2 separate regions of the Homo sapiens genome follow, and region 2 is linked to region 1. The links are chromatin loops, found by intact Hi-C in ENCODE. Cell type or tissue: IMR-90. All regions are shown on one strand.

Region 1 (2,500 bases):
TGAATTAACATGCTGAGGTGATTGAAGATCTTTAGAGAAACTTTGGAGAATGATGGAGTTCCCAAAAAACTAAAGATAGGTAAATGGTCTGGTTATAATAAACCAAAGAAAAGACTGATAAGTGCAGATTTCTGAACAGTGGCAGTCTTCATACAGAGGCTTGACTTTCCCTCTTTTTCCAACACAACTATTGTTTAAGCTTCTTCATTTTCATTTAAATGATCACAAAAATCTTCCATTCAGTCTCAATAATACATCTACTTTTGCCTATGTACAGTTACCTACGTTGCTGCCAGAGGATTCTTTTTGAATAGTAAATTTAAGTCAAATTCCATTCCCAGCTTTTTGGTGGATTTTCTAAACTTGATGCTATCTAAGCTTCTAAATTACATTCTTAACTGTACACCTCTCCTCCTTGTTTCCTTACACATCAGCTACACGCTGACATTTATTTCCTGGAAAGTACCATGACACCTCCATAAGACTTTTCAGATGTTGTTTTTCTCTTTCTAGAATTCTTTCCAACCCACCCAACTCAAAGCAGTCATCCTTTAAATTTCAAATAAGCCTTCATTTTTGTTCCCTAACCTCTTGGTTATCTAGGCTTCATGGATCTGACCTTCTGAGCATGTACTTCTATGGCATCTTGTATACTTATCACAGGTTATATTTATTTGTATGACTATTTAATTGGTACCTGCTGTGGTTTGAATGCCCCCACCAAAACTCATTAAAGTTTAATTGCCAGTGCTAGTAGGTGGGGACGTTAAGAAGTGATTAGGTCATGTGGGTTCCACCCCCATGAATGGATTAATGCTGTTATTGTGGGAAGGGGTTATAAAAGTGAGCTCTTGTGCATGTATGCTCTTACTCTTCCACTTGTCTACCATTGAATGACCCTTGCCAGATGCCCTTTTTTCTTTTATAAATTACCCATTCTGTGGTATTCTGTTATAGCAGCAAAAAACAGACTAAGACAGTATCCATTCTCCTTTTTCTCCTTCTCCTGTCACTAGATTTTAAGTGCCATGAGAGCAGGGGCATTTATGTTTTTACTGCCAAACCTGACAGCATAGTAAGTACTTGTTATATATGAGCTCAGTGCATTAGACGTTGGATACTGACTTGTTAGAGATGATCTAGAAAGTCCAGGTGGTCTCTGACTTTAAAATTTCCAGCTTTATGAGGGTTTCATTGGAACATAACTCCATCATAAATCTAGGCACATCACTGGTGATGTTAACGCTTATCATTTGGTTTAAGGTAGTGTCTGGCAAGCTTCTCCACTAGTAAGTTACCATTTTCTTTTTCCAAACGCTGTGGAGGGGAGCGTATTCCCTTTCCATACTCTCCTGGAGGGGAGACTTTACACGTATTATTTGGAATTCTGTAGGGAAGATTTGCCTTTTCTCCCCCATTTATTAATTTAGTCATTGATTTATATAATATAAACTGCATATATTTATTTCATACTTTGGGTTGTAATCCAGTAGTGTGTTATTTATTAGGTTGGTGCAAAAGTAATTGCAGTTTTTGCCACTATTTTTAGCAAAAATCTCAATTGCTTTTGCACCAACCTAATACTTTGTTACTTAAATTGTTCTCATTTTTGCCTTTTGGGAGCTCCTTCAGGTTGGACCCAGCTCCTACTCCTGTGTTCTTTGACATGTTCTTACTTTTTTTAAAAAAAGGAACACTTCTTTACTTTCTGGCATTACACGATGCTCCAGGCTCATCTTATATTTTCCCTCAGCCCTGAAATCAGCCATTTTTTCCAAGGAGCTCTGGTTCCTTTTATTGGAGAATGATATTTAGAAACCAAGATCTGGGTGCTAGGTGTGCTTATTGCTACTGGTGATCACTGTTTCAAGGCCCTCTCAGCTGCCATAGCTAGGAAATATATGTATGCATGTATACCAGCCTGTGACTATACACATAACTATAATTCTATACCTGTACACATGTTAAACGTGTTTAGACTGATATTACCAGCTCTAAACTAGTATCACAAGATTCATTCTAGCTTTTGCCCTTGCCTGTTTGTAACTTTTTTTCTCTGATGATGAGAAACCTGGCTCCCATTATTGGTATTTACTTACTCAACCCTAATATTCATGTAAAATAAACCATACACCCTGTGAGAAATGGATTTACCAACTGGAACACAATATCTTTGTACAGTTCCTTTTTTGTCTTTAGCCTTAGTTTCCAGCTAAAACAGTTTTCCAGCATTACGTAGTTCAGCTTCTTTTCCCTCACCACCTTCAATGAGGGCATGTCATCTTGTTAGTCATACATTTAGATTCATTTGTTAGAATCTGGATTCCATCCTGAGATCCCCCAGAATCCCAATTGATTTTTTAAATTTGCATAAAGTGTGTATAGTTCTGTGGGTCTTAACAAACACATAGTCTTGTCTGCAACACCCCAATACCATTCGGAACAGTTCCATCACCCCCACTCCTGGGAAACACTGATCTCTTTTTCTGTTCCTATAGTT
Region 2 (2,500 bases), 700 kb before region 1:
TGGCCATCTTTGAAAAATAACATCCGGCATGCCTCTCCTCCATTTTAAATATACATTTGGTCTTCCAGGAATAGAACTGTGTATAATGCCTATATAAAACAGAGGTATACCTGTATTTCAGTATTAAAGTGTGAATTTTAAAAAACTAATTAAATGGATTGTTACTGTTGGCACTTCTCTTTACAAATGGCAGTTTCATGAAAATTTAATATTCAGTTTAATAGCCCTGCACCAGACAATTATGACAGTTCTTCAAAATCTTTTTGTTTATGGGTTTCACAATTTACCTTAAAAAAAAAAAAAACCACTTTGTGTGACCGAGAATAGTTTTGCAACTAATTTTGTAAACTTTTGGTATTTGTGTTAGAAGCAATAATATAGAAATAATTATAAAATTATTTTTCCAAAATGGACATTATATGGAATTGATTACATATTGATTTAAAGCAACCTCATTGCCAAACACCTGAAATCAGATTCTAATAACTGTATCTGTCTTAGCACAGGAAAGCCGACAAAAAATACCACAATTAATATCAAATACCAATGACAGTAAATGTCCACAAAATGGCTAAGTTTCTGAACAAGGTCTAAAATAAATCTGATTTAGTTCCATCATCACAAAAAAGTAAAATAGACTAAACAAATCAGTATTCACTGCACACTTAGAAGTTTATCCTGAATTAACTGACTGTGCAGCTCTTCAAATGTGACTTGGTTGATGAAAGACGTAGGGAAAATGTATCCCAACTACCCCATTCAACAGAAAAAAACTGTCCAGTTTGCAACCACTGCCTCATTTACATATTTTTCATTTCTAAGTTCATTTTCCACAACATACAATGATAACAGTCATGAGCTCATAATCTGTGTACAGGCTTTCTTTAAAAGGAACCATTTAAACACACATGACAACTGGTTAAAAAAATTCTATAATTCATGGTTTTAAAGAATACCTCAGGAAAACCATTAATGCACACAAAAGCACATCCAAATGCTTTCTTGGTTCCCACACTTCAAATGCCAACAAAGCTACTGAACAGCTGTGAAACAGACTAACACTAAGAATTGAAAAATGTAAACAAAGCAACCCATTCCACTACCAAAATGAGCACTACAGAATTTTTAATGAGAATACAATTAATTGACTTCAAAACAAAAGTTGGTATTTAAAGAAAACATAAAACAGAAGAAAGGGCATTAAATAAACAAGACCAACATTTTACTAATCTCTTACTGTACAGTGGTAGCTTTTTTGTTTCCCTCACTACATCCACCCAATTCATTTTCATCTAAAACCATTAGCCCTGGCAACAGTTTTTCCTTAAAATTTTTATTTCATAAAATTTAATTCCTTAACTGGATCCATTAAGTTCTTTTTTTTCCTTTCTATAGAATACCATATTACCCTAAGGAGTTAATGCCCTTTTCCTTTGCTAGGCTTTATGAAGACATCTGCCGCCGTTAAATGAACCACCTGATGACAGCTTTTGACCCATTCTACTAATACTCAAATGACCATCTGCTCTAAGTTTTAATGGTATCTTGCCTGAGTTTAACAACTTAGAGAATTTGTATAGCTGAAGTATTTTTGTTGGAAAATTTTATGAAAATAGTAAAACATGTTGCTTAAGATCAATAACTACATTCTTCAGAGACCTAATGAAAATAGCTCAAACTCACAAAGCACTGATTTAAGTAAAATGTTAAATTTCTGGGTAGAAATGATGGCTGAAAGAGAAAAGTAGAGTTTTCACTACAAGCAGTTAAATACATATGAAGTGCTTCAACAGAACAAAAATCTCTAAATTATCACTTCGTATAATAGCAAAAGTAAAAAGTAAACAACATAATTGTTCATTAACAACAGAATGGATACATATATTAGGGATACAATGGAATACCAAAAATGAATGTTCAACGGCCACGCAATTCAACATGGACATACCCTTCACCATAATGCTGAATTTTTTTAAATATGGAATACAAAGGCCAGGCACGGTGGCTCACAAGTGTAATCCCAGCACTTTAGGAGGCCGAGGCAGGCGGATCAAGAGGTCAGGAATTCGAGAACAGCCTGGCCAACATGGTGAAACCCCGTCTCTATTAAAAATACAAAAATTAGCTGGGCCCAGTGGTGCGCACCTGTAGTCCCAGCTACTCGGGAGGCTGAGGCAGGAGAATCGCTTGAACCCAGGAGGAGGAGGCTGCCGTGAGCCGAGATCACGCCACTGCACTCCAGCCTGGGCTACAAAGCCAAACTCCGTCTCAAAAAAATATATATATACATATATATATATACACATATATATACACACATATGTATAGAATACAAAATGTTGAAACAATACTATTATTTACAGATATAGACAAATGTGTAATATAAAGAAACTCATGGGAATGATAAAAACTAATTTGTGACAGCTGGTTACCTTAGGCGAGGAGGGGAAAGAATGCAAGTGAGAAATACTACAAAGGGTGTTCAAATGTTATTAGTAAT

What was found. A loop is a pair of places that touch in the nucleus more often than their neighbours do. Peaks named below come from ENCODE experiments on the same cell type or tissue, not always from the same donor. Only the 100,000 strongest peaks of a DNase experiment are listed, where the experiment ranks them.
Region 2: it touches region 1 in a loop (15-fold over the local background); 1 of 110 quality-filtered maps calls a loop at or near these places.

Annotation. Positions count from the first base shown.
Region 1 is chr18:21,061,469-21,063,968 of GRCh38, reverse strand. All of the region lies in intron 2 of ROCK1 (Rho associated coiled-coil containing protein kinase 1), which reads left to right. Among named protein-coding and RNA genes, the nearest start is that of ROCK1, 49 kb to the left of the region's middle. In IMR-90, no CTCF peak of the experiment used is centred here; no DNase peak of the experiment used is centred here.
Region 2 is chr18:21,759,031-21,761,530 of GRCh38, reverse strand. The region is part of intron 1 of MIB1 (MIB E3 ubiquitin protein ligase 1); the gene reads right to left. Among named protein-coding and RNA genes, the nearest start is that of MIB1, 19 kb to the right of the region's middle. RefSeq lists an enhancer at 1-2,500. In IMR-90, no CTCF peak of the experiment used is centred here; a DNase peak (open chromatin) is centred at 1,020.